Linked DNA regions of Homo sapiens: region 2 is linked to region 1. A link is an interaction called in ENCODE POLR2A ChIA-PET data of the cell type or tissue named here. Cell type or tissue: PC-9. All regions are shown on one strand. Each heading gives the region's core, and the rest is flanking DNA. Links, peaks and the distances in the headings are about the cores only. Region 1 overlaps DSTN (destrin, actin depolymerizing factor). Region 2 overlaps LOC105372547 (a long non-coding RNA gene).

The links. ChIA-PET counts read pairs that join two places held together with the same protein. Peaks named below come from ENCODE experiments on the same cell type or tissue, not always from the same donor. Only the 100,000 strongest peaks of a DNase experiment are listed, where the experiment ranks them.
Region 2: POLR2A ChIA-PET joins it to region 1 with 17 read pairs; 20 of 35 experiments call an interaction of 5 or more read pairs at or near these places.

The regions. Positions count from the first base shown.
Region 1 is chr20:17,581,646-17,596,942 of GRCh38, forward strand. The region is part of intron 1 of DSTN (destrin, actin depolymerizing factor); the gene reads left to right. Among named protein-coding and RNA genes, the nearest start is that of DSTN, 19 kb to the left of the region's middle. In PC-9, for the core only: no CTCF peak of the experiment used is centred there; no DNase peak of the experiment used is centred there; H3K27ac peaks cover 1,715 bases.
Region 2 is chr20:17,682,774-17,698,070 of GRCh38, forward strand. LOC105372547 (a long non-coding RNA gene) reads right to left here. Exons shown (of 2, transcript XR_937294.2): 2 at 14,843-15,297. It also overlaps a transcript of BANF2 not described here. Among named protein-coding and RNA genes, the nearest start is that of RRBP1, 8.2 kb to the left of the region's middle. RefSeq lists an enhancer at 80-139. In PC-9, for the core only: no CTCF peak of the experiment used is centred there; no DNase peak of the experiment used is centred there; H3K27me3 peaks cover 3,864 bases.

The sequences.
Region 1 (15,297 bases), core at 3,510-11,509:
GAAAGAAGACTATCAAAGATGGCTCGTAAGGCTTAGACCTGATCTACCAGATATTTGATGGTGTCACTATGCTTGAGGTCCTATAAAAGAACTAAAACAAAATAGTTTAGCATAAATTGAGGTTCTTAGAATTTTGAGGAATAAAAAAATTGATTCAAAAGTTTTATAAATCTTTAAAATACCATAATTTCATAGTTGATTATATAAAAGTAGTATATATTCATTGTAGAACATTAAGAAAAATTTAGCTGTAATGACAGTTCCAACCAAAGTATTAACATTTGGGACATTTTCTTTTAAGCCATTTAATATATATTCTCATTTTTTCAAGAAGTAATTATTAACTACCTTCTAGGAACCTGGCACTGTTGTTGTAGGCTCTAGAGATTCAATAATATACAAGAAAAAGTCCCTGTCTCTATGAAATATACATTTTTTTTTTTTTTTTTTTGAGACTGAGTCTCACCCTGTTGCCCAGGCTGGAGTGCAATAGCGTGATCTTGGCTCACTGCAACCTCCGCCTCCTAGGTTCAAGCGATTCTCCTGCCTCAGTCTTCTGACTACTGGGATTAACAGGTGCGCGCCACCACGCCTCGCTAATTTTTTATATCTTTAGTAGAGATGGGTTTTCAACCATGTTGGCCAGGCTGGTCTCAAACTCCTGACCTCATGATCTGCCTGCCTCAGCCTCCCAAAGTGCTGGGATTACAGGTGTGAACCACCACACCCGGCCCCGAAGTATACATTCTAATGGGAGAGACAGTTAAGAAATAAGTAAACAAATAAGATAATTGCAGATTTTATACGTATTATGATGAAAATAAGGGAATGAGAGAGTGACTATCTGGAGACTGCCAATATAGATTTTTCTCACACACTTGAGTTAATCTATAAAGGATAAAACTGTATTTCCCATTTCCCAGTGTGACGTGAGTGCCAGGATAATTCAGTTGGGGGGAGAATAGTGTTTTCAACAAATGGTGCTGGCACAATTGGATATCCGCATGCAAAAGAACGTATTTGGATCCCTGCTTCATACTGTATGTTGTATTTAACTTAAAATGGATCATAAATCTAAATGTGAGCACTAAAGCTATGAACTTCTAGAACACATAGGTATAAATCTCTGTGAACTTGTGTTAGGCAATTTTTGTTGGTAGTTTTCCTGGCCTTTCTAGGCAATGACACCAAGAGCACAAGTGACAAAAATAGATAAATTGGACTTCATTGTATTCAAAAATGTTCATCAAAGAACACCATCAAGGAAATGAAAACACAACCCACAGAATAGGAAAAGATGTTTGCAAATCATATACCTGACAAGGAGCTTGTGTGTAGAATATATTAAAGGACTTACAACTCAACAATCAAAAACCCACTTGTTTGGGCAAAGGATTTGAATAGCTGTTTCTCTAAAGATGTGCAAATGACTAATAAGCCAATGGAAAAAAATGCAGAACATCATTAGCCATTAGGGAAATGCAGATCAAAACCGCAAATACTGCTTTGTACCTGCTAAGACAGCTATAATGAAAAGATTATTGTAGCAAATGTTGGCCAGGCTATGAAGTTGGAGCACCCATACATTGCTGGTGAGAATGTAAAATGGCGCAGTAATTTTGGAAAATAGTTTGGCAGTGCCTGAAAAAATTAAACTTGGGAGCTACCGTATGACTCAGCAGTTTACTCCTACCTACATATCCAAGCAAAATGAAAATGTATGTCCACACAAAAACTTGTACACAAATGTGCATAGCATTATTATTCATAGTTGCCAAAAGTGATAATAACCCAGTGTTCATCAGTTGATGGATAGATGGATAAATGTAGTATATCCATGCAAGGGAAGGGAATATTATTTGGCAATAAAAAGAAATGAAATACTGATACATGCTACAACGTGGATGAACATTGAAAATATGCTAAGTGAAAGAAACCAGTCCCAAAAGATGACATATTGTGTGATTCCATTTATACAAAATGTCCAGAATACACAGATCCATAGAGACAGAAAGTACATTAGTGGTTAGTAAGGGCTGGGGTGGGTGGGAGTGGGAATGAGGAATGACTGCTAATGGGTTTGGAGTTTCTTTTTTTTTTTTTTTTTTTTTTTGAGACAAGGTCTCTGTCACCCAGGTTGGAGTGCAGTGGCATGAGCATAGCTCACTGCAGCCTCTACCACGCTGACTCAAGTGATCCTCCCACCTCAGCCTCCTGAATAGCTGGAACTACAGGCCCATACCACCATCCCTGGCAATTTTAAAAAGTTTTTTTGTCAAGATGAGGTCTCACTATTTTGCCGAGGTTGGTCTTGAACTCCTGGACTCAAGTGATCTTCCTGCCTCAACTTCCCAAAGTGCTGAGATTATAGGCATGAGCCATTACACCCAGCCCAGGGTTTCTTTTTGTGGTGTTCAAAATGGTCTAAGATTAGGAAGTGGTGGTGATGGATGCACAACTTTGTGACTATACTGAAAACCCACTGAATTTACTACACTTTAAACGGGTAAATTTCATGGTATATAGAATATATCTGTAAAAACTACTTAAATTGTTTAATAATATCATGCATGTACATCACCCTCATGTTAAATTTATTTTTATAAGAAATACTCTGTCATCTTGTGCATAAATCTTGCATTTCTTCAAAAGAGAGTCCTAGGTATGAAATCACTGAATCAAAAAGGTGTGTGTATTTCTAATATAAAAAAATATGCTTACCTGCAGGGCACAGTGGCTCACGCCTGTAATCCCTGCACTTTGGGAGGCTGAGGCAGGCGGATCACCTGAGGTTGGGAGTTCGAGACCAGCCTGACCAACATGGAGAAACCCCATCTCTACTAAAAATACAAAAAAATTAGCCGGGCGTGTTGGCGCATGCCTGTAATCCCAGCTACTCGGGAGGCTGAGGCAGGAGAGTCGCTTGAACCCAGGAGGCGGAAGTTGCAGTGAGCCGAGGTCACGCCATTGCACTCCAGCCTGGGCAACAAGAACGAAACTCCGTCTCAAAAAAAAAAAAAAAAGGCTTACCAGAGAAAACTTAGAAAATATAGAAAACTAGAGAGAAGATAAAAATCAGTTATAGCCTCACTTTTAGAGATAAAATTGTGGAACTTCTTTTTCTTCTGTACTGTTTTTCATAATTGAGATTATACTGTACATGTAACTTTATATCCAGCTTCTTCATTCACTGAAAGTAAGTCATAAGTATTTCCCACATGCTTTTCAAAACTTGGCATAAACATGATTTTAACAGCTGCATCAGGAACTATCCTGTGGATATACTATCATTTACTTTGCAGTTCTCCTGTTTTTATTTCTTTGGGCTGTCTGTTTTTTTAGTATTATGTAGATTATTTTCCTAGAATAAATTCCTAGAAGTGAGGTTACTGGGTTAAAGGGTCAATGGGTATGGATTATTATAAGGCTCTATGATATAAATGGCCAAATTGCTTTCTAAAAGATATTAATGAGTAATAAATAGGGTTGCCTGTGGTGGAAGACAAATCTGGAAAAGTAGGTTGGTTTACACAATAAAGTGCTTTTTATGGTCTGTTAATAAATAAGGACTTTATCTTGTGGGTGCTTGGGAATTGTTAAAGACTTAATCTTGGGAGTGATAGGAGATTTTGAGAGTAAATGAGAGGGAATAGATTTGAAATACACATTGAAGGAGGAATTGGCAGGGCTTAGAAAACTAGGTGTGACTGGGAAACAGGTAGATTAGTTAACCAGCAATATCAAATCTGTTTCATATTTATTGATTTGCTAGTTAACCATCCAGAGAGAACTAAGACAGCTTGTTAAACCAAGGAGAAATTTTTCACATTTAGCTTACTGTTTGGTTAATATGCTGTTTCTCAAAGAGTAGAATACTGAAAGTATTATTCACCTTGAAATAAAAATTATATATCTAATTTAGTATAATTTACATAAAGTGAAATTCACCCTTTCTGCTGTAAGTTCTGGAAGTTTTGACACATATATATGTACACACACATATATACACACACACACATATATATACATACACATATATAGTTGTGTAACTACAGCCACAGTCAAAATATAGAATAATTCCTTCACACACAAAAAATTCCTCATTAATCCCTCCTCCTATCCCCAACAACCACTGATCTGTTTTTTGTCTCTATAGTTTTACCTTTGCCATGTAAATGGAACTGTACATTGATACACTTTGAGTCTAGCTTCTTTTCACTCAGCATAAAGCATTTGTGCCTCAGCAGTTCTATTTTATTGCTGAATTTTATTCCATTCCCCAGTGGAGAGGTATATTTTATTTTATTATTTATTTATGTATTTATTTTTCTGGGTTAAGGAGCAGAAAGTTTAATAGACAAAAAAGAAGAGAGAGAGAGAGAAAGCTTCCTTATGCTGAGAAAACAGGTCGCCCGAGAGAGGGTCTCCCTGGAGAGATATATTTTAATTTTTTCTTGTCTCAGTTAAGGATGGGGCAGAATATTAGAATGATTTTTTCCTCTTTCTAATGCTCATAAATCCTTGAAACAGTCATTTTCTCTACCTTAGATAAAACTAATAGAACTTACTATTGCACACTTGATAGACTACAACCTTTATATGCACAGGGAAACCAAAAAATTTGTGTGACTTGCTTTATTGCTATGGTCTAGAATTGAACTTGCAGCGTCTCCAAGGTATGCCTGTATATACTAGGAAAAGGGACATATTTTAGGACAAAACCAATGGCTTGCCTCATAGGACCCAGTTTCATCATTGCAGATTTTGATTTATAGCTGCAGGTGATGGTTGTGCCTAGGAGAATGGTAGGAGGTATTGTAATTGAATCTTACTGTGTTGAGAGAACTATTCCCTTCTCTTTGCTGTTGATATGGCTTTGCTGTTTAACCACTTAATAGTCATGTGGAGAAAGAAGAGATGCACATTAAATTCTTAGGTTTGTTTTTAATTCGTAGTTTTGATTATCAGAGAACAAATGGAAATTACTGTTTCAAATCAGTCTTAAGCTGTTTGGTTTCTTTATCCATAACATTCTGTTACCCAAAGATTTCAATAAAAATTGGCTGCATTGTTAACTAGAAAGAGTCGAAGAAGCTCTAACTAGATTTTCTGGTTAATGTAAGAGTCTTTGCTTAGTGCATGGAAGGCCTTATGTGTGTTGTTTTAATCAGTCCTTTTGAGTTAGCAGTATGATAATTCACATTTTACAGATGATGAAGCTGAGGATTAAAGAAGTTAGCTGACTTGCCCAAGTTACAGGATTTTAGTAAGTCTGATTCAACCCTGTGGTACACTTTCTCCTCTGGTTAAAAAGGTCTTCAAAGGTTAAATGTTCCAAATTCTGTTTTTGAGAATAACACAGCCAGTTTAAAAATATATATATATTCAGTATTTGACTTGCTCAATTTTCCCAGTTAATTGTAAAATCAGAAATAGCCCTGTGTGTAGTATTGTTACATACAATGAAGTTATCTTTATTGCTGTTACATAAACCTTATATTTTAAATCCATTATTTCACTTCTTCCCCAATAACTAGGCTTTTGTTTCTCAAGGAATAAAAAAAAAAAAAAAAAATTCTTGTTATGGCATCTGTAAGAATTAAGGTCTTTGCTTAAAGTCAAGTCCTTATTATTTTTTTGAGACAGGGTCTTGCTCTGTTGCCCAGGCTGGAGTGCAGTGGTGTGATCTTGGCTCACTGCATTCTCCACCTCCTGGGCCCAAGTGATCCTCCCTCATCACCTGAGTAGCTGGGACTACAGGCATGTGCCACCACACCTGGTTAAGTCAGGCCCTCTTGTATGAAACTTTATGATGATCCTTCATTTTGGTTGTTTTGACTCTTTCCAAATTAACACTCGGAATAGGTACTTTAAAAAAAAAGAGTTTATCTGAATTTCTCCCAAGATTTCTTCCTTGCCCTCAGAAATAGTTAACCATAGTTAATTGTAGTAAACTAGAATTGAAGTCTTTACCCTTGGAGGCATTATTCTTTTTTTTTTCTTTTTTTCTCTTTGAGTGACTTTGATATTAGAGGCATTAGTCTGTCATTGTGTACATGATAACTGAGTTTCCTGATGACAGCAGGCATCAATCAAGCTAAATAATATATTGTTTTCTGAGGCAGAAAACTATGAAATATGGTCAATAAATTTGTTTACTCCAGACATACTACTTTGGTATTAACAGAGTTAATTTTATGTGTTACTTTATATCAAACTATTTAAAATTTAAAATTTCTTCAGCTTTATTAGCCACACATCAAGTATTCAGTAGCCACACTTGGTAGTGATTACCATATTAGACAGTGCAGAAAAGGGACATCTTCACCTTATGTAAAATGCTGATTTACTGAGCACGAGACCAGTACATAATGTACTGTTCCCTACTTGCTTTTTTTCTCTTGCACAGTGTATGACCATACCCTCCTTCTTTCCCCTCCAGGCACGTTTCCCCTTTAAATATTGAAGACCTCAAAATCATCTTTGCAGAAAGGCATAGGCCACAGACTGTTTCCGTGCTTCTGGGTTCTTTTCTTCTAGGCATGTCCTAAACCTTGGCAAAATAAATTTCTAACTTGATTGAGACCTCAGGTACTTTTGGTTTACAGAATTCACCTATGTCCTGGAATCCCCTGTTTGAGTTATCCCACCTTTCCAGACTTAACCAATGTACACTTTACCTCTATTGATTGATGCCTGCTTGTAACTTCTGCCCCACCTAAAATGTGTAAAATCAGTCTGTCACACAACCACCTTGGGCACATGTTCTCAGGACCGCCTAAGGCTATGTCATCAGCATGTCCTTAACCTTGGCAAAATAAACTCTAAATTGAGGGGAATAAAAAGGAACATTTGGCTGGGCACGGTTGCTCACGCCTGTAATCCCAGCACTTTGGGAGGCCGAGGCGGGCGGATCACAAGGTCAGGAGATCGAGACCATCCTGGCTAACATGGTGAAACCCCGTCTCTACTAAAAATACAAAAAAAAATTAGCCGGGTATGGTGGCGGGCGCCTGTAGTCCCAGCTACTTGGGAGGCTGAGGCAGGAGAATGGCGTGAACCCAGGAGGCAGAGCTTGCAGTGAGCTGAGATTGCGCCACTGCACTCCAGCCTGGGCAACAGAGCGAGACTCTGTCTCAAAAAGAAGGAACCTTTGTATCATCACAGAAAGTTCTGTTGGACAGCACGGCTCTCTAGAACAGTGGGACAAAGGATTTAGTAAGGCATGACTTCAAGATGGTGGTGGTGGTGGGGAGAGTGTTTCAGCACTCATTTACATATGGTCACCTGTATCCTCTGACTACTCCAGAACTACTGTTTACCTTCTCCAGAGAATAAACTCCAGAATTCCAGGGGTAAGGGGCTGGCAGCAGGATGGCGTTCAGGAGGGAGTCTAGGGATCTTTGCTTCTCAGACCCATTTCACTCATTCTTCCTTATTTGAACTTCCATATTTCTTCTCTTCTTGTCGTGGTGGACTTATGTTCTTTTTCTTTTTAATCCCATTTTTATACTTTAAGTAGAGTTTTGGTAGGGAGATGTATATATTCAACCCCTAACCCTCCCTCCCCCTACTTTTTTTTTTTGAGGCAGTCTTGCTGTGTCGCCCAGGCTGGAGTGCAGTGGTGTGATCTCTGCTCACTGCAACCTTCGCCTCCCAGGTTCAAGTGATTCTCCTGCCTCAGCCTCTTGAGTAGCTGGGATTACAGGCACACACCACCATGCCTGGCTAATTTTTGTATTTTTAGTAGACACGGGGTTTCACCATGTTAACCAGGCTGCTCTGCTGACCTCAGGTGATCTGCCTATCTCAGGCTCCCAAAATTTTGGGATTACAGGCGTGAGCCGCAGCGCCCAGCCAAGTTCCGCATCTTAATATAGGACCTGTGAGGCCCTGAACACTTCTGTGAAGCAGAAATGTGCTGAAGAACTTGTCACTCTCATTTTATTTATTGTCTCAGCATGATTGTTCAGAAGCATCAATTATAGCAGCCAAAAGCCCAAATATTTTGTCATTAGTCATTCTGTTTCTATTGGCCCTTGTGCAAGGCATGGTATAAATAAAGTAGAATCGTGAACCCAGTTTTTAACTCCCTAACTCCTTTGAGAAGTTGGTAGAAGTAGGTAGATTAAGATGCTGATGACATTTTTGCCAGTTTGAAAATTTGCTATTGAAAATTTGAGTATTTGTCTGCAGTATCCTACATTCAAATATTTCAGACTTTACCTTAGAAAAAAATTTTTTAATTAATAATTTTCTGAGGTAGTTAAAATAGCTTTCATCCTGTTTTCTCTATTAATAATAAGGATCATGTGAAGTTTAGTTGTCATTAATTATGTAGCCAAGGTCAGGTGTCTGTCTTGAGTTTAGTAGTACGGAAAAAGACCACCGTTTCTGATTTATTTTGGTTTAGGAGGGACTGCTGTAAGCTATCATTGCATTTAGCTTTTGGACTGGTTCAGTTATTTACAAAAATCAAATTAGAAAAATTTAATGCTCACGTTTCAAAGGTTACTATCCTTATGCTAGAATTGAGAGAATTGTTATTTTAAGTTGTGTTCTGTCCTTTGCAACTGTAAAATACCCAGTGTTCCATATTCTTTGTAACATTTACTTCCCTCTGTGAGTGAGTAGTAACATTTTTAAAGAAGCTTACACAGTGATTCTTAAGTATGCATGCAGGGCCTCAGATGTATTGATTTAATCTCTGAAACATTATTTCACAAAAGCTGTGCCAGAGGAGACTCAGACAGGTTTGAGAACAAGTTAAAAACTGGTAGTCAAGCGAGATAAAATGCAGTGAAGTATATTTTTAACAGCTATTTTTTGACATGGGGGTGGAGCTCTAAGAGCAACTGTTCTCCAGTGGTCACTGGTACATGGAGAAACTGAAGTTGTGGATAACATATCTTTTTAAGGTAATCACAAAGCTCTTGTTATGATAGCAGTCTATTTTTGCTCTCAAGATTTTCCTTCCCATTTGTGCAGCAAACTTGGTGCTATGTTCAGAGTATCCTTTAATGGTCTTTATTGTTAAAACTGTGTACTTGAATATCAGTAACTCTTAGAAAATTTTTTAAGTAAAAACAATTTGATTTTGCTTTTTTAAAAATAAAGTTTAGGTTTCTTGACAAATGAGCAATTAAATCTAATAACCTAACATTTTAGAGAAATACTAGGGCTGGGCATGGTGGCTCACACCTGTAATCCCAGCACTTTGGGAAGCTGAGGCAGGAGGATCACTTGAGGCCAGGAGTTCGAGACCAGCCTGGGCAACATAACAAGACCCTGTTTCTACAAAAAAGTTAAAAAATTAGCCAGGTGTGGTGGTGTTTGCCTGTAGTCCCAGCTACTCTGGATGCTGAGGTAAGAGGATCGCTTGAGCCCGGGAGATTGAGGCTGCAGTGAGCCATGATTGTGCCTCTGCACTCCAGCTAGGGCAACAGAGCAAGACCCTGTCCCCCTTCCCCCCCAGAAAAACCACGGAAATACTGAAAGAATGGGACTGATGGGAAAGGCTCTTTTAGGTAAAAAGATAATAAATATCTGTAAAACAGATAATTCTGTATATTGGTGTTACAGCCACTTTTGTTTTAATATTCACCATGATGTTGTTTTGTGATAACAAATCATCCAAAATTAATACAAGAACTCTCAACTATTATTATAGATAAACTATTATTTAGTATAATTGGGTTTTTTTTTTTTTGGGCAATCCTGTATATTTTATTTTATTTGAAACACTATTTCCAGAAAGGGCCCATAGGCTTTGCCAGGAGTCCGTGGCACACACAAAAAATGCTTTGACTTTGGACCTACTAATATTGGTAAAATAAAGTACTCTTACCACTACTGCTTCATTATAAAAATTTTGCCTGTAGGCAAAGAAGCCCCTATAGCAATGAGCTACGATTTTATTCTCTTTCATGAAATTTCAGAGCAATCTTAGTGATCATCACCTGAAGCTTAGTGTAAATACAAACTCTCAGACTCTACCCCAGATATTCTGAATCAGAATCTTTAAAATCTGCAGGTGATTCCTGTGCACATTAGAGTTAGATAATAACTGATCTAGTCCACTCCCCTAAGTACAGTTAAAGGAACAAATTTAATTCAGAGATAATGACTTGCCTAAGGTGACATAGCTAGTTAGTAGAGGAATGGGGATGGATTGTTACTCTCATGATTTTAGTGCTTTAAGATATCTCCTTTTGGTCTCTGAGATGTTAATAAATTGCAGTTACTTTAATCATTGTCTTCTTTCCATCTGCTAATCTTTACCCCAGATTTTCAGTTCACCCACTAGAGGCAAAGACGTAAGAGAGCTACCAGCGTATTGAGAGGAGATACACAGGCACTACGAGAATGGAGTTTAGAAGAAGGTCAGAGCCCTGGGCAGTGTTGGGCCAGGCTTTAGGGTTAGTATTCCGTGCTTTCTGTCTGCCTCATGGTTTTAGTTTTACTGTATAAAAATCATTATCAAGAACCTAGGGACTACAGCCAGGCATGGTGGCTCATGCCTGTAATCCCAGCATTTTGGGAGGCCAAGGCAGGCAGATGACTTGAGCCCAGGAGTTCGAGACCAGTCTGGGCAACATGGCAAAACCCCATCTTTATAAAAAAATACAAAAATTAGCTGGGTGTGGTGGCATGCACCTCTAGTCCCAGCTACTCAGGAGGCTGAGGTGGGAGGATCGCTTGAGCCCAGGAGGTCAGGGCTCCTGCAGTGAGCCATGATCACATCACTGCACTCCAGCCTGGATGACACAGAGAGACCTTGTCTCAAAAAAAAAAAAAAAAAAATCTCGGAACCGGTTATTTAATCTTTATTTCTTTTATCTCGGTTTTAATATTCACCATATCTCAAGGATGTGGTAAGTAAACCATGGTATAATAAATTTAAGTATATTCATTAAATCTAACATATACTATACCTTGTGGGTTTTTTATTATTTTTGCAGGCAAAATTTAGTATATAGTGTTACTAGTCATGAAGAGCCATACTACTAGTTACTAGTCATGAAGAGCCATACTACTCTAATATCAAAGCCACCACAGTGGGGAAATTAAGGAAAGTGAGCATTTGGCATTATTAATTAGCCTCCTGATCACCATACAGACTCCTTCCTTTCCACCTCCCCTCTCCCAGTCCAGTGATTGTCAACTACAATTGATTGCACCTATGCAGTTCCCATCACTTCCTCCTTAGTAATGCTGCCACTACCCTAGTGAAGGCCTTTTGCACCTCTTGCCTTGGTTGCTGAATTAGCCTTTTAGCTGGAGTGCCTACTATAATTTTCTTCCTCTTCTTGTTCTCTTACGCATGGCTTCATGTATTTTCCCAAAGCACAACTCTGTTCCTCTTACTCTTTTTAAAAATATCCAGTCTCCAAACCCCTGAACCTTCTGTTGGAGGCCTTTTCCATCTCAACCTGGTGCGAGTCTCCAGTTTCCTTCTCCCTTATCCTCATCTCCTGTTGTATTTGCTGGGTTCTCTTTGTCAGGAGCAGTCTTTTCATCCTTTCAGTCCCCTTGTTTTAGAGTGCTTTTAAGTCAGCATGAAACTACCTGATGAACTGTCTTTCTGTTTAAGCTACTTTCTTTAAATTCCCTTCCACTGGAGTTTATCAAGGAATAATGTATATTCTACCAAGTATTGAAGCTTTGTATGTGCTGTCCTTATCTTCTCCATAAGTCAAACTAATGATTCATCTGACTGATCTTTGATTTTTTTTTCAGGGTAACACAATAATGAATAAGACAGACACCGTTTATCTTAAGGAACTTACAGTCTTTAAGAACTTGTGGCCTTAAGGAGATGATATTAAGTAATTTTAAAGATAGAGCATTGAAGTGGTAGGAGGTGGTGTGTGGTGGAGATACATGATCTTATGGGAGCATGTGATACTGGTTTTGATGCAGAAGACTTTTCTGCGTAGTGAGAATTGATCTGACATCTAAAGAGTATTAGCCAAAGAACTGTAGGGAAGTGCTATCTAGGCAGGGTGTATAGTATGAGCAAAGGCCCTGAAGTGGGCCAGAGTATGGCAAGTACAAATGACTGAAAGAAAGCCAGGGTAGTGAAATTGCAGTGTGTGGTCTATAAGATAAGGCTAAAGAGGTAGGTATAGCCAAATGGAGCCCATTATTGGGCTGGGGGTGGTGGCTCATACCTGTAGTCTCAGCACTTTGGGAGGCCAAGGCAGGACAATAGCTTGAGGCCAGAAGTTTGAGACCAGCTTGGACAACATAGTGGGACCTTGTCTCTACAAAAAAAATTTTAAAAATTAGCTGGGCATGGTGGCACGTGCTTATAGTCCCAGTACTCAGGAAGCTGAGGTGGGAGGATCACTTGAGCCCAGGAGTGCGAGGCTGCAGTTTGCTATGATCATGCCACTGCAGTCCAGCCTGGGTGACGAAGTGACACCGTATCTCAAAAATAAATAAATAAATAAATAAATAAATAAATAAATAGCTATTTTTTACCTTCAGATCAATGGAAAGCCACTGGACTGTTCTAAGTATGGTGATCAGATTCATGTTTATGTAGAGGATGAATTGGAGGGTAAAGGTGATGGGCAGTTGGTATGGGCAGTCTTGTTGTATTAGAACTGCAATAACAAATTAAATTCAAAATCTCAGTGACTTAACACAGTAAAGATTTGTCTCTGTCACGCAGAGTCCAGAAGGGTTGGGCAGCCTTCTCCTATCATGAAGTATGCTTACCAAGGTCATCTTGGTGGGAGAAAACAGAGCTTTAAGATCACTTTTATTTAACTTTTATTTAATTTTTGATGTTTTAAAAATCATTTTATTGTGGTAGGATTCACATCTAAAAAGCTGTATTTAGTGTATTTAAAGATCACTTTTAAAGGGCCAGGACTGGAAGTAGTTTACATAACTGGGCCCAGCTTGGCTGTTCAGAACTCAAATGGCTGTTCAGAACTCAGTCATACAGCCAACTCAGCTTGCCAGGAAGGCTGGGGAATGCAGTCTTTCCTGTTCAGCCAAGAAGAGAAAACAGTATGATGTATACATATCCTAATCTCCCTCCTCTGCAGCCACTTGAGGAGTTACTGCAGTCCAAGTAAGAGGCAATGGAAGCTTGGACTGAGGGTGAAATGAGATGAATGTATCAGAGAAAGATGAAAATCCAAAGAGTAAGATAATGGAGGAGTTGCTAAGAACATCTCTTAGGCTTGGAGCCTTATGTGACTAGGAGGGTGGTGATAGCTACTGAGAAAGGAAGACTGGTTAGAAATGGACCAGCTTGTTTTTTATTTTAGACATGTTGTGCATCACATGCCTTTGAGACACACAACTGGAGATGTGAGATAGGAAGTTGAATGTAAAGACTAGAAGCTCAGAAGAGCAGAAGTCTGAACTAAGTTTTGGCTTAGATGATTGAAAGCTTGAGCTTGGGTAAACTCTCTGAGGAAGAATGCAGAGTTCGTCCTTTCCTTCCACACTGCCATCAGCCTCTGCTTTCCACTGCATTGTCCTACCACCCTCACCCCTTGACCTCAGCTGACCTTTTGGAGGTCCCCAGAGCCCTTTTTCTTGTCCTTAGGTAGTTCCTTTTGGAACTCCCCGTCATAGCTGTTCTGAATTGTTAGTAGTAGTAGATTGGAGGAGTGCCCTCAAACCCATCCTACTCCTCCTGCCTTATACTTCACAGAGAAAATAGAATCTTTCAGACACAATTTTTGGCAGTGTATCTTCCTTCCACCTCAAAACTGTCATTTTCCCTTCCTCCCTGTTTCAGAGAAAAAAATGTGTATCTTTTTCTTAGGCTAACTCTCCCATCTGTGCTGTGGATCTTACCCATTTCTTTAGATCTCTGATATTGTTAATTTTATGAGTGATTAAGATTATCTCCTCTGGAATTGCTTGAACCCAGGAGGCAGAGGTTGCAGTGAGCCGAGATGGTGCCATTGCACTCCAGCCTGGATGACAAGAGCGAACGTCCATCTGGAAAAAAAAAAAAAATCTCCTCTGGAGCCAAATTGCCAGAGTTCAAATCCCAATTCCTCTATTGTTTACTCTGTGACCCTGGGCAAATTATTTAATTTTGCTATGCATCTTTAAGATGCAAATAGTGATAGTAGCTGTCTCATAGAATTGTTGTGATTTAGAAGTGTCTAGCAATAGTAAGTACTCAGTGTATGTTTTAATTTTTTTTTAATGTTTTGGCTCTTCCTCTTTATTCCTTCAAGTTCTTAAATATCTAGAACAGTTACATCTCCCCAATCATAAGACAACTTGCATGAAGTACCATTCAATCTTCCCTTTTTTCTTCATTGTTAACCATCTTATGTTTTCTGTCTTTACCTCTTCAATTCCCCATGGGTCCCCAGTCCATTATGGTTGACTTCTGTCCCATTTCTCCCATCTGTTGAAATGTTCAGAGGCCCAATTGCCAAGCCCAGCGATCTGTTTTCATTCTCTGAAATACTGCAGAATTGGCTGTTGATGACTTTCCTCCTCAAAATATTCTCCCTTGCTTCTAAGATGCTGCTTTCTTCCTTCTTTTTCTTCTTAGTTTTCTGATTACCTCTTTTTAGTGTCCTTGATGGGTTTCTCTTTTTAATTTTTACGTACTCAGTGGTGAGAAACTAGATTGGTTTTTCTTTTGCTGCTTAATGTTGGTGACCCCATGGTGTGGGCTAGTCCAAAATATGGATTAGGTGAAGCCTTCCAACGAGATCCGTGCTCATATTTCTGCCACTGTCTGGTCATCTCCACCTAGATGTCTTGCACAGTCTTCAGAGTGGATGTGTCGTACTGTGCCATATTTCCTTTTCTGTTCATATATTGCAGTCTAGTCACTAATCGAGAGAATCCTGGGGCTTCTCTGATACCACTCTTTTGTGTCTCATTCAGCTATATTGGTTTGACTTTGACATGTCCTTGAATTTTTCTGTTTTTAACCTCACTGCTGTAGTTCAGAGCTTTCTTCTCTGAATATTTGTAATTGTGTCAAAATTGGTTTTCTGCTTCCAGTTTCTGTGCCAGTTTCTCCTTCAAGTATTCAGTGTTAATTTCCTCAAGCACAAGTGTCTAATGGTATAAGAAACCTCCACAGACATCACTTCTGATAGAAAAAAAGACAAAATTCTTCCTTACTGAGGCTTTTAAGGAGCTTGTAAGTTACAGCCAGATTTGGCTGAGATTTATCTGTTTTATAATTGCAGAATGCACATTTACTTTGTTTTTGATTACTAGTACATCATTGATTTAATTTACAAATCAGAATTTAGAATGTTTGAGATGCTTAGATATTGATTGATGTATTTA
Region 2 (15,297 bases), core at 1,653-9,652, 99 kb after region 1:
ACTAACTTCCCCCGAAGCAGCGCCCCCTCGGGCCGCCGGGTATGAGGACAAGCTCTGCTGGGGGTCAGCCCAGGGAGAGCAAGTTCTTATCATCAAAGAGATTGCAATCAGCACCAGAAGGAATTTCCTTCAGTAAATGGAGGAATTGGGGTGGAAGAGCCAGAAGGTGCACGAGGAATTGAAGCGGATGTCATCGCCCTCGTTGTTAGGGAGGGTACAACTGAGGCACGGTCTATTTAAGATACTCAACCAAATCACAGCCGGCAGAGCAATAATTACAATCCACTCTGTGGCGTTTTATTCCATGCGTTGGGGAAGGTGAGAGGTTCTAACCTAAGAAAACTCATCCGTGTCCCACAAAACGGAGCAACTGGTACTTCCTCATTCCCTGACTTTCTCCCCAATATCAGCCAACACTCAGTCTTCATAATTAGTCAAGTCTTTAAATTAAAATAATTTTAGGCTTGATTTTTAACCATTATGTCAGCGTCTCTTAAAGCCAACCCTTTGAACTTGAGCCAAAGCCAGCTTCTTTGGAATTTTGGATTCTGAGCGACCAAAGGCTGCCTAGACTGCCCCCCATCACTTCCCTAGCTCCTGTTGCTGCAGAATCCCGTGCCTAACATCTATTTCTTGGACAATTTTCAATCTTCCCTGTCCCCATTTGTCACTAGTACTGTACTAGCTGTTGTTAGAAAGATGTGAAAAATACAAGCCTTCATGGGGAATAAAGAGCGATTGGGTTGAAATTAAACTGTTCATTCCTATTTTTAATCTTGGCGGTTCCTTAGCCCATTAATGATTAATCAGCAGGAATTAACCTGGATTAACTCTGGAACACTCAGTCATTTTCCAGCAGTGAGACCCGGCTTCAAATGAAAGTCAAGAATCCCAGCTTCTGGCTGGCAATTGCTACCAATGAGTCCTACTTGACCAGGGCTGGGCCATCTAACCTTTCTGAACATGGGTATACTCCTTTAGGACAATCACTCCTTCCTCTGGGTTTCAGGGAGGAAATTCATTCGTTCATTCATTCATTCATTCATTCACCGGTGTTTGTGGAGTGCCCGGTATACAGTGCTAAGCTGGGCAAGCAGCCTAGAATGACACATAGGTCCAGTGAAGACCCAGCTGCCCTCAAGGGCCTGTCCAGGGACAGGGACCTCCTTTATCCTGTTCACTGTTTATCTTTTTCCGGAAGCAGATCCTGGCAGTAGGGTTTGTTCAATCATTCATTTGGGGGATAATCATAAGAAACATTGGTGGAGAAGTGGGATGAGCAGGAGCCAATAAGGGGACCAACATCAAGCCTGTGACTGGTGTGGGCACACAGGGCTCGGCGTCTCTGGGGATGCTGTGAAACTGTAGAACACACCCCAGAGACGTCCCAGCTGAGGGGTGAGGACCTGGTTATTTATCCAGCCACTCCCAGTCCTCATTGGTTAACAGCTTCTTCTGGGGGGACTTTAACCCCCGCCCCCATCAAGCTGGAGAAAGCCTTGCAGCAAGAAGCCCTTGGCAGAATGGTGAGTGCCTGGAGGCATGTCGGGGGCCACAGCAGTGTCTCCCACACTGTGAACCATAGTCCGACACAGCACCTGCACAGAATAGAGGCTTGTGAATATACGTGTTCTGTAAATATTGTCCCATGAGCGATAACATTACAAAGTCCTTAGGAGTGAGGAGTGTTTACAGAAAAGGGGCTCCCTGTTTGTTCCCTTACATAACTTAACATTTGATTTGGCCTCAACACAACATTTGTTTCGGGATGGAAGAGCAGCCCTGTCTGAGCCTTTGCATTTCCTCTGTCCTTGCCCCTCATCTGCCAACAGCCAGCCCCAATGTGCTGTGAAGACTTCCAGCCTCATCATCCTCATGCCCTTTGGGCAAAGAAATCAGTCCCGCTGCACCAGGCTCTGTCAGGGCAGATCTGCACACCCTCAGGGTGGCCCGACTTTGACAGCCACTGCTGTGCCTGTGGACACCCATCTTTAACCCCCTGCAGCCTCGTCAGCTCTCCCAAGGCGTATCTGGGAAAAACCAGATCCATCCCTAGGACTAGATGGACAAGGGTTGCCTGTGGTGGGAGTGAGAGGCATCCCCCCAGGCTCAAGTCTTCTGCTAAATCATGCAGCCCTCCAGCAGCACGAGAAAGCCCATCCCACAGTCCAGCCTCCAGGCTGGGGCTCTCAGATGGGAACAGGTCATTTCAACACAAAGTCAGCAGTCTGGGAGCCCCCAGCCGGGGGAGTTACCCCACCCTGAGGGGAGCAGAGGCTGACAGCAGAGGTGTGAAGAAGTGGGAGGTAGCCAGGCCAAAAAGGGCACACTGGCGAGGAATAGCATGGGCAAAGTAAGGCATGATGTTAGCCAGGTGTGGTGGTGTGCCCATGCAGCTCCAGCTAGCCCCAGGACTGCTTGAGCCCAAGAGTTCCAGGTTGGAAGAAAGAAGAAGAAGAAGAAGAAGGAGAAGGAGAAGGAGAAGGGGAAGGGGAAGGGGAAGGGGAAGAAGAAGAAGACAGAGAAAGAGAAGGAGGAGAGGGGGAGGTGGAGGGAGAGGATGATCTGAGATCACATCATCTCAGTTTATCTGTTGAACAACTCAGTTGTTGGCAAAGCCTGAAGGGCGAGGGAGAGGCTGGGAAGAGCTGGTTCTACACAGGTGATCATAAGGGAAACAGGGAACTTCCCTGGGGTGGTGCAGATGTTTCATATCTTGATTATAGTGATGGCTGTGGTAAAACTCATAGGATTGTACACTCTTAAAAAGAGTACATTTGGCTTGGAAGCAAATTATGCTTCAATCAACCTGACTCAAAAAAAGGATGTATTTGGTTTTAGTTGTGTATTAAAAACAAAGCATTATTATTAGAAAAAAATTAAACATACAAGAATAATTACCTAATATGGTCCATTAACTCATGACAATAAATTGCAAATATTATCCGAAAGACTAGACAGGAAGATGGGAATATATTATATCTCACAGTTTAAAAAGAGATTTTGCTTTGTCAAACAACTATGAAAGGATGATAAATGACAAGTACAATAAAATATCATGTGAAAATAAAAGCCACTGTGATAATAGAGAACATGTTTAGGTTTCTTGTGCCAGGTACCATTTGAGACACGCTACAAATACGTAAAGTTATTTAACCCTCAGTACAACCCTATAAGGGAGGTAGAGTTATTATTTCCATTTTAGAGATGAGGAAACCGAGGCACAGAGAGAGCAAGGAACCTGCCCATGTCACAGGGCTCGTCGGAGGAGTTACATTGGTCCCCAAGGCTCATGGCAATAACTCTTGCATTCAGCGCCAGGTCGTGGAAGGTGTGCTGTGCCTATAGAAGGGGCAAGATTTGAGCCTAATCCTTTGAGAGTAGCAACTCAAGGAAGGGTTTGTGATTGATGACAGCTGTGATGACTCCTTTGACGTTCTATATTTTGGGTGGATGCTAGGTTTGGGGCCCACAGGGTTATAAGACCCACAATAGCTCAGGTGAGAGGTGACAAGGGCTGGAATGGGGCAGTGGCAGGGGTAGGAGGTGCAAGGTCCTTCAGGAGGGGTATTAGGACATGAAGTAGTAGCAAGTGAGGCTTAGAGACCAGCAGGAGTGAAGGAGAGAGGGGTTACCCATGAGCCCTGTTTCTGGCCTGAGTGATAGGGAGCATGGTGGTGTCACTGCTGGGGCAAGGCACACAAAAGAATGAACAGATTGGGGACAGAAGCTGGGGGAAATGTTGTATTGTATTTTGACATGTTGGATTTCAGGAGCCTAAGGCAAGTCCAGGTGGAGACAATGTTTCCGTAGGTCTGAGGCTCAGGGGTTGTTGTCAGGGTCAGTGATGCAATTAGGAAACCTAAGCATACCCTTGGAGGTTCAGACCCAAGGACAGCAATGACTATAACCAGTGGATAGGGTGGGAGTTGCATGTGGATGGGAACAGGAGAAAATGCTTGAGTCCTGAACAGAGAAAGGAAAAAACCCACAAAAGAGTATGTATCAATCAGCTTTTGCTATGTAACAAACCACTCCCAAACTCAGTGGCTTAAAACAAGTATGGTTTCTTATCAGAGCTCACACATCTGTGGGTCAGCTGAGGCTTGGCTGATCTTGGTTGGCTCACTCATAGGTCTCTGGGTGGCCTGAGAGCTCACCTCCAGCCTGGGCTTGGCTGGGGCACCTTACAAGCTCTGCTGCACCTGGCTCACCCCCTCTTCCTGTGATCAGCAAGCTATAAGGGGCATTCCCTTCTCACGGTGATGGTTGAAGGAAAAGAAAATAAGCAGAAATACATATACAAGGTGTATTGGATAGGTGAGCCCAGATTCAAGGGGCGGGGAAATACAGGGAAGGGTAAAGCAATGGCACCAGTGATGCAATCAACTACTGAGTCCAAGAAGGAGAGATGGAAAAGGTAAATCAGGTGAGGATGGCCTCAGCAAGGGAAGAGAGTTTCAAGAATTGGGGATGGTAAGCACTGTTAAATGTAGCCTAAAAATCCAGCAAGATGAAGACCGGGGCACATGGCAACTCAGGAGTCACCAGGGACCTTGGGGAAACAGCTTTAGAGGAGGGGTATTTGGTAAGGACACCACCAGATCGTGGAGGGCTAAGAAATGAATGGGAGTGGAGAAGGTAGAAGGAATGTACATCCATTCATCCGACAGATGAATCCAGCTGAGGACCCACTAAGTGTCAGTCACTGTTCTAGGTGCTGGGGAGAGAGCCACGAACAAAGGAAGGGTCTTCTCTCACGGAGCTCACATTCTAGTGGGAAGAGAGATAGTAGACAAAGCAACCAATAAATAAGTAAGAAGAATTGAAGTGGTGCAATGGGCTACAAGGAAATGAGAATGGGCTCAGGTGATGGAGAGGGATGGGGATTTGGAGAGGGGGAGCGCAGTGGATGTGAAGAAGATGGACAGAGAAAGCCTCTCTGAGGAGGTGATGGTTGACCTGAGACTTAAATGACGAAAAGAAGCTGATCTTGTCTTGGGAAAAGGAAGGGTAAGTGCAAAAATCCTGGGTCAGGGAGGATCTTCGCAGCTGGTTCAGGGAACAGAAAGAAGGTTGTGTGGCTGGAGCTCATGGGCAAATGGAAGGGAGAGAAAGGAAGGGGGTCTGCAGGCAGGAAGGTCCCAGACCACGGAGGCCTGAGGATACCATGGGAAGCTGAGGTTGGGTGGGAGATTTAAGCAGAAGAATGATGCAATCTGATGTGCATTTTCAAAGATCACTTTAGCAGCAATGTGCAGGATAGATTGGACAGTGTAATGGAGGATTCAGGACTCAAATTAGGAGACTGTTCCGAGATTCCAGGCAAGACATGGTGGATGATGTGCTGGTAAATATTTAACAACTGGCTCTCAGGTGCAGATGGGGATGGGGGCACTCCCTGATTTACAGCATCTGCCAATTTCTGTGGTGTAAATATTCCCATCAGAGCCAATTGATTTCAAGCTATGGAGTCATTGAAGGCAAAGATGGGAAGAAATTTGCAGTAGCACACCACTGTCTACTATTTCTACCATAAAAATATGAGAGACACAAATCATTCCAAGAGTATAGATAGTAGTACAATGTACTAATTAGGAAGTGATGGTTTTGAGTATTTATTACCTTTGTTTTTAATATGATCTATTTCATTTTAAGTTTATATAATTTAATTTTTAATAATGACCATGTTTAACCAACTGCTGGAAAAATTCCTAAAAATGTAACAATCAGCTGTCATAAGCAGGCTGGCTCTACCATACCACTAGATACAATAGTCATGTGGATCAGAGTGGAGTGTGTGTGTGTGTGTATCTGTGTGTGTGTGTGTGCATGTGCACATGCATGCCTGAGTGCATGGGAAAGAGAGAGAGAGAGACCCAGCAGGATTTTTAAATGTTAGAAAAATGAGATGTGCATGTTCATGTTGGCATTTCTGCACCCATATCATCTCCCTGTCTGAACTGTGGATTCATTAGGGTCAGTGGCTCTACCCAATGTTTAATTATGAACACCTAGTCCAATGCCTTTGTCCTGGTAAGAATTCTCCCTACCTGGGTTAGATCTCCCCAGAAGCAGACCCTGAGAAAAAGTGTTGGAGTGAAAGCAGTTGGAAGGTGATCCCAGGAATTACCAGTAGAGAAGTGGGGAAGTAAGACAGGGAATGTAAGGAAGTCAGTGAACAGTGCATCAACAGCAAGTTACCACTGTGAACAGCTGACGTGTAATACCATTGAGGAACTCTCTTGCTTCCAAACTGAGAAGCAAGGAAGCAGAGTACTTATTCACCAATTCCTATTCATCACTGGTTGAAGGCTGCTCCTGGAGGCATTAGCTCTCTGGTATTTCCAGCCCACACCTCAGAGAAAGCACTTAGGAAGAAGGTTGCTGGTGTTTGCAATCACAGGCTGTTGATATGCACAGGAATGGCAGAGGGGATGTGGGCAAGGTGCCAACAGTGTCTGCTCCAAAACTCATAAATATTTATTTAATGAATGAACAAATGAATAAATGAGTGTAGGACCGTTTGAGCTTCTTTAAACACTGACTTAGAGTTTTAAAACAGAATAGAGGCTGGGCACAGTGACTCACGCCTGTAATCCCAGCACTTTGGGAGGCCAAGGTGGGGGGATCACCTGAGGTTAGGAGCTCGAGACCGGCCTGGCCAACATGGTGAAACCCCCTCTCTACTAAAAATAAAGAAAATTAGCTAGGCATTGTGGTGGGCGCCTGTAATCTCAGCTACTCAGGAGGCTGAGGCAGGAGAATAACTTGAACTTGGGAGGTAGAGGTTGCAGTGATCTGAGATTGCACCATTGTACTCCAGCCTGAGTAACAGAGTGAGACTCTGTCTAAAAAAAACCAAAAAGCAAAAAACAGAATGGAGAGCCTTCCATTGCATAGTCAGCACATGTATCACGCACTTTTGCAAAATTTAAATCAGAGGACCTATGTGATATCCCAGACAATTAAAATTCTGCAATAGTTTTACTCAAAACCAGAGCAATGTTGTTACACAACAAAAATCTCTATAGACTATAGTAATTGTCAAAACAAAAATAAAATATACACAAAGGAAATAGATGTAAGTGTGAACCCAAGTTGCCAATTTTTGTGGCTGCAAGTGGTAGTAAAAGAGAACTTGGGAGAAGAATATTTGGTTTGTTCTGTGCGTAATGTTAGAAGTGAGCTTACAGATAGGAGTTTTTGCAAAAAATGACAATGATTGACTTAGTGGCTGGTGGTGAGTCCCCAGAGAAAACAAGAAAAACCAAAATAATAGGTGAATGATATTTATCTGACACTTTTCTGTTTGTAAAGTGCTTTGTAATAATTGTTACTATAACCATTATTATTATTATCCTCAGTTCACAGGTGAGGAGCTGACGTTTAGAGAAGTACAGTTGCTTGCTGAAGCCTTCACATTTACAGATAACAAAGTTAAATAAGCCCTGAACACTCCAGAAATGGCACCTTTGTAGGATACATCTCTCTGCCTCTCCCACAGAAATGCCAATGGAGAAATGAGCAGGTATAACAGACCCTACGTGAGTTAATGAAACCTTTCTCCTTTCTATTGTCCTTGCAGGACTCCATGCATCTTCCCTTCAGTGCAGTCATTGGATAGTAGCAAGCACTTAGTAAGCTGTCAAAAATGTTTTAATTGAACCAATGACACTGTCTAGCTGTGCTGTCCAGCTATGGTGTCTTAAGAATCCTGGATTCACAACTCCCTATCTCAGATGGGAAGTACCAGTCAGAAGAAACATTTCATGGCCCTGAGGTGTGCCTGGCATGACTAGGTGCCTCACATTGGACATCTTGGGATAAAATCCAAGGTTCACTGAGTTGGAAGGCACAATAGGGCTTCGTCTATCCATCCCTGAGCAGAAGGCATTCTTAACTAGTCCAGCTAGTTAGACAACTTGGCTCTTCTCTAAGATTACCAGAGATGAAGAGCTCAGGACTTTGACGTGTAGTCTAGAACTTCATCTCCCATTCCTGGTTTAGTAAACTCATTCATTCAATAAATATTTATAGAGCACTGCTGCACACTACAGTCTATATGAGCTGCTAAGAATTCAGCAGAGAACAAGACAAATAGGACCCCTACCCTCAGTGGGTTGATAGTCTAGTGGTGATGGGGGATGGGGGGAGGCAATCAGTATTTCAATAGATGGTTGCTTAATTTGTGGTAAGTGCTCCAAAGTAAATTCACAGGGTGAAGTGGTATATGGAAACTGTGAAGGACCGAGTTGTCTTTTTCCCCCCTGCTTTCTCTTTCCAATCCATCCTGCTCACATTTAGGAAACTTAACATTCCAAAACCACTACTTCTATCTTTTCTTGTCTCCCCTTCAGGAGCCTAAAATTGTACCCACCATGTCAAGTCTCTGTTTCTCTGCCTGACTTTTGTGGACCTCCATATACCAGTGCCCCCTGACATTCACCAAGCTCCTCCTCTTCCCATTTGTACCCCATGTGCCTCTGCCCAAAGCACACTCCCTATAGCCTTGCATGCCATTCTTGCCCTCTCATCTTTCAAGAGCTGTCTTTGGTCATTCATCCTGTAGTTGGTGCTAAGTTTGCCAGGCACCCTCTTGTTGATAGGGGTGCAAAGTTGGATTGAACTTGGTTATTCTCTGCCCTCGAAGAGCCTATGGAGCTGATTCCTCCACAGGACTCCAGAATACATAGCTACCACTCTTTTCCTCTGCCCCACCAACTCCCTTTGGAGACCACCACAACACAACTGGGCACCCGAGTTCACTGCTAGATTCTGTACATAGCAATCCTGACTCTTCAACAAAAAAGCTTATAAAAGGCCTGAGTCATACTTGTTTTTTCCTTCTGAACTCCCTGTGATTTCAATTCTGCAATGAGTTGGTTTTAGCTTCAGGAAGTCCTTTCTTATGTCTACCTTAAATCACTTCTACATCACTGTGCGCTTATTTCTTAGAGTCTTATTCTTCATGGCTTTAGGGCAGAGCTTCGGCACTCTGCTCAATGCTGGGTCTCTGCTGAGTGTTCACAAAGTGCCTGTCACTTGATTAGTAAGTGCCTGGTACTTAAAAATCATTATTTGATTCCCTCCTCCAGGTTCTTCCCTCCAGACTTAAAAACTGCAGCTTCTTAAATCTTTCTTCCCCAGCCACTTAATCATCTTGTGACACTTCTCAAATTCGGTTAATCAGCATTTTTTCTTTATTTTTAAATGATTAGTGAGAGTTTTAAAGAAGGTCCTTAAACCAGAGGCAAAATATATATATATATAATAGTATTCAGAAAGGGTCCACCAGGGCAATTGAGTTCATCTCCCTGTCTTTGGCCCTGCAGTCCCTTCTGCCAGCTAATAGATCAGGCCAACTATCCCAGCTCAGCACAATCGTCCCAGCCTCTGATCTGAATGTGCACTGCAGAAAAACTAGATTTGGAGGGATGAGAGCATAGCCTGCAGCCCCACTTGTACTCTTCTTCAGAAAGCTACTTGTCACTGTGGTCAGAAAACTCCAGGCCAGGGCAAAATTTACTTAGGTGGTTGAATTTAGGCAACTTTTCATTCTTCCTTCCAGTGCCATTTCCTGGTGAATCTGCAGATTCTCATGAGATTTTAGGTGTTGTGTGTGTGTTTGTGTGTGTGTGTGTGTGAGAGAGACAGAGAGAGAGATTACCTCAGATAGACTAATTTGCACTAAAGTTTTACTGACTTACCATGAAATGCCTTTCAAGCATTTTTGCCATAATACCTCTAGTGTCAGACGAGAGTGAATGTGGACACCAAGGAGGGGCATGGCCTTTAAGCCATCTGTCCAAGAAGACATTGACGTTACCATTAAACACCCATATGATTTTTTTCCCTTTTTCTGAGACACAGTTTCACTGTCACCCAGCGTGGAGTGCAGCAGTGCGATCTCAGCTAACTGCAACCTCTGCTTCCTGGGTTCAAGCAATTCTTGTGCCTCAGCCTCCCGAGTAGCTGGGATTACAGGGATGCACCACCAAGCCCAGCTAACTTTTGTATTATTAGCAGAGGCGGGGTTTCACCATGTTGGCTGGGCTGGCCTCAAACTCCTAACTTCAAGTGATCACCTGCCTCAGCCTCCCAAAGTGCGGGGATTACAGGTGTGAGCCACCATGCCCGGTCCCATGTGATTTTTTATTCTTCTTCAAGCTATTTCCACATAAGCTGGTTTTCTAAAAATGGAAATAGTATCATTGTTATTTTTATGATATAAGAGTAATACATTTGAATGCATAATACAGATAATACAGGACAAGATATCAAGAATAATGTAAAAATCACCAGAAGTCCCAACCCCCGATGTCATAGTTTAATTTTTTTCCCTTCTACACTATTTTCTAAGACACATTCCTTGTTTTAATATAAAAAAAGTTTTAAATTACTTACCACTGCATAAAGAGATTCTGGCTTATCTTTGTGGTAGCATCAGGTCCAGGCCCTGGGGAATTGGCCCAGCCTGATTTCCACTTTGAAAAGCTGGCACTCAGATGTGATATCTCCAGGAACCATGGACATTTCAGAAAAGGAGGGAAGAGACAGGGCAGAAGAACTTTCTGGAAATGTACTGGATGGGCACTTTTGAGAGGAGTGGGTGCTTTCCTGCCTTTGCACAAGTCACCCACAGGCAGCGGGTGGCCATTGGCGTGGACAATGTCTTTTGCAGTGTGCTGGTGTTTCCCTGAATGACCTACCTACAAACCTAGATTAATCTTCCTTGCAGGGAGGCTTCACCCTCCCTCAGCAGAGTGCTAAACACGCCAATTTCTAAAGAAGTGTTTTCTTTCTTTCAGGCACGAAAATTAATGAGCTCCGTCTTTGGCATGGGCTAGAAAATTCCACTGTGGCATTGGCAGGGTTTATGCAGAATCAGAACTTTAAAGCAACCCTGCGCTGAATGCTGCGAGGAACAAAGGTAAGGCAGATTGGTCTGACTTCCTTGCTCACGGTGGGGAAGAGACGGCGGGGAAAGGAGGCAAGGACAAATCACCTGGCTAGGAGAGGTGTGTCCAGTGGGAGGAGGTGCTTTCCCGAATTCTGAATTCTTTTCGGAACGTGTCTCTGCAGGCAGCACAATGCCCTCCTTATTCCCGCATCTTCACACCACGGTGGCTGACTTGGAGCCTGATGGGCAGTGGCAAGCGTTCAGATCTATGGCCGACGGGCACGTCTTGGACGGATTCCTTCAGCCACTGGGGTGGGAACAAGCAGCATTTGCCTCACAGTCTCTCCTTGTTGCGATGAATTGGCAGATTGAACTGAATACATACAACGTGTGGCCTAATTGTCAATAAGTACTTGTTCGTTCATTCAGTAAATGATTTTTGAGCACCTACTGTGCTCCAGGGGCTGGACATACAGCAGTGAACAAAACCGATGCAAAGCCTCTCCACAAGGTGGTATGGGATGGGAGGTGGACAGTCAGCACAAAACCAAGACAATTTCAAGTACTCATAAAACACAGTGATGGGACAGAGTGGGAGGAGGCTATTTTGGGATGATTAGGTAAAGCCCCAAGAGACACTGGAGCTGAACTCTGAATCACCCGAGGGAACCAGCTGTTGAAGATGTGGGAGCAGAGGTCTTCTAGGTGCAGGGATCAGCATGTGCAAAGGCCCTGAGGCAGGAGGGTGTTCGACAATCTTAGGAACTGAGTGGAAGCTGGTGAGGAAGTAGTGCTCATGAGCAAGGAGTTAAGAGGTCAGAAACAAAGGTAAGCCCTGGATTTATTAATATATTGTGTGAAACATTGCATCTAACATTGTAGTGTTTTATAGTTTGCAGGGGGCTATTTTTGTTTTTTCTCTCTCTTTTTTTTTTTTTTTTTTTTTTTTTTTTTTTTATTGAGACAGGGTCTTGCTTTGTTGCCCAGGCTGGAGTGCAGTCATGCCATCACAGCTCACTGTAGCCTTGACCTCCCAGGCTCAAGTGATTCTCCTCCCTTAGACTCCCAAGTAGCTAGAAATAGAGGTTCGTGCCACCAGGCCTGGATAATTTTTTTAAAATTTTCTGTAGAGACAGGGTCTCACTTGGTTGCCCAGGTTGGTCTTGAACTCCCGGACTCAAGCAATCTTCCTGCCTCAGCCTCCCAAAGTGCTGGGCTTATAGGTGTGAGCCACCGCACCCTGCCTGCAGAGGGCTTTGAACATACACTATCCTAATTCAATCATCCCAACAAACTGATTATATAGATAAGAAAACTGAGGCTCAGGAAGTAACTTCCTTTAGGTCATAAAACGAGGAAGTAGTGGGACAGGGACTTTGACCAAGGACTCTGTTTGCAAAACTCCAGAGTTTTTATAGACCACCATAAGCACTTGCCTTTAGCAGCTTGAAATTTTTAAAAAATGAACATTTTTCATTCTGTTATTTAAAAAGTAAGGCTGGGTGTGATGGTGTAATCCCAGCACTTTGGGAGGCTGAGCCCAGAGGATTGCTTGAGCCCAGGGGTTTGAGACCAGCCTGGTCAACAAAGGGAAGACCCCATCTCTACAAACAATAATTAAAAAAAAATTAGCTGGGCATGGTGGCATGCCTGTAATTACTCGGGAGGCTGAGGCAGGAGGATTGCTTGAGCCTGGGAGGTCAAGGCTGTAGTAAGCCATGTTCACAAACCTGCACTCCAGCCTGGGGTACAGAGCAAGACCTTGTCTCAAAAAAAAAAAAAAAAAAAAAAAAGTAGAGTCGCATAGGTAAAATTTTGGTAAATTTAAGAAGATACAAAAATTACCTATAATCTCATCTGTGAAACATAACAACTAGCACATTTTAGTGTATTCTTTCCAGTTTCTTCCCCTAGAAAAACCTAGGGTGTGTGTGTGTGTGTGTGTATTACACATTACATATGCACACACCACACATACATATATGTGTATATAGTCACCTTTATTGAGGTGTAATTTACATGCTCTAAAATTCACACATTAAGTGTACAAGTTGATGAATTTTGACAAATGTATACACCCGAGTAATCATCGCCATGATAGAGATCTGGAATATTCCCTTCATCCCATGGAGTTACCTGTGCCATTTAACCTGTTCCCCCATCCCCCACTCCAGGCAATCATTGACCTTATCTCTGTAGCCTCAGATCAGTTTTGTCTATTCCAGGACTTCATATAACAGGAACCATGTGTGTACTCTTCTATGTCTGGCCTCTGTTGCTCAGCATAATGTTTTCAAGGTTTATCATGTCATCATATATGCATCAAGAGTTTGTTCCTTTTGTTGCTGATTAATATTTCATTATAAGAATATACATTCACCTATTAATGGACATTCACCTGTTAATGGACATTTGGGTGTTTTTGGTTTGGGGCTATGATGAGTAAAGAAGTTATGACCATTCCTGCACAAATCTTTTTATGGACATGTTTTCTTTTTTCTTATTTATTGTAGAGATAGGGTCTTTCTATATTGCCCAGGCTGGTCTTGAGCTCCTGGCCTCAAATGATCCTCCTACCTTGGCCTCCCAAATTACAGAGATTACAGGCATGAACCACCACACCCAGCTTGTAGATGTGTTTTCATTTGTCTTGGGTAAATACCCAGGAGTAGAATCCTAGCTTATAGGGTAGGTCTTTATGTTTAATTTTACAGGAAACTACCAGACAATTTTCCAAAGTGGTTATATTATATTACATTATGTGAGAGTTCCAGTTGCCCCACATCTTTGTCAACACTTAGTATTGTTGCTCTTTTTAATATTAGCCATTCTGGTGGGCATGTAGAGGTTTTAATTTGCATTTACCTTATCACTAATAATGTCGAACATTTTTTCCCAGGTAAGTGTTTTTATAGTTGTAATTCTTTGTCTGGAGGCAGAACTAAAGACTGTTTGAGGCCATTTTTTGAGTCCTGGGTAATGCTGAAAATATTGATATTGTTATTGATGCAATGCTCTGGTACAGTAGGCTTCATTCTTCCTCTAGCCAAGTTGAAATGTGGAGGAAAATAACTCTGGGTGCCATGTTGCTAAAGAAATGATTTGTGTGAATGATCAGCCAAGCCGCGATTGGATCTTTTCAGTGGCAGTTCCAGAATTTCAGTACATGCCGTGTCTGATTGGAAGAATGGGAACTGGACTTGAAGAGTACTTTCTCGACATGGTGTTTTCATTTGGATTGTAGTGTGTTAGCAGGATCTCTAAGAGATCTGATGGTGATGATGATGATGGTGATGATGATGATAATGGGGAGGAGAATGTGGAAGGAGTTAGGGTGGAAACTAAGGCTCCCTGCAAAAGCTATGGCAGAGTTGGATTAATCCTACCACAGTGCAGGTGTGAGGCTGGGTGTAGCATGGTATTGAGCAGAACACCTAGGAAAGCATATTAATCCTAACAGGCCAGCAGATATCCCTAGCGAGCCTTCTCTAAACACCTGAAACTCCCCCAAAAGCATGAACAAGAGCCATATTTTATATGGTGCTAGCTCCACCTCCATATTCTTATTCCAGGAGGAATTGTCCAGGGAGATGGAAAGCAGGTGGAATTTGTGTAGCAAATCAGTCCCCTGGGGGTAGCACATTCAGGCCTCCCTGTGCAGAGGAAAAGGCCTTTGGGCCAGGTTGCCAGGCCTCCCCCTGAGCATATCAGCTCATGTGTTTCCTCAAGACATTCCTAATGATACTCCAAAGGCCAACCAGCAGAACACCTCCATCTGCCCTGAGACCTGACACTCACCGGTTCCCAGACATTCTGAATTATACCAAGCCAATTTATATAGTTTCTCCATCTAAATGTGAACTTACAAAGAACAGACATCATTTCTTATTTACAAAGTCTTAGTTTGGGTTCCCCCTGAAGCAGACCCTGAAACAAGGATTTGAGTGGAAGCAGTTTATTTGCAGTTTGATCCCAGGAAACATAGGTAGGGGAGCGGGGAAGTGAGGCAGGGGATGGGGGCAACAATGTGGGGTATGTTAGCAAGCCAGTTGCCACTGTGGGCACTGATATGGTTTGAATATTCGTCCCCTCCAAATCTCACGTTGAAAAGTGATTGCAATGTTGGAAGTGGGGCCTGGTGGGCGGTGTTTGTGTCCTGGGGGCAGATCCCTCATGAATGTCTTGGTGCTGTACTCATGATAGTGAGTTCTTGTGAGAGCTGGCTGTTTAAAAGTGTGTGGTACCCGGCCGGGTACGGTGGGTCATGCCTATAATCCCAGCACTTTGGGAGGCCAGGATGGGCGGATCATCTGAGGTCAGGAGTTTGAGACCAGCCTGGCCAAAAAAGTGAAACCCCATCTCTACTAAAAATACAAAAAAATTAGCTGGGAGTG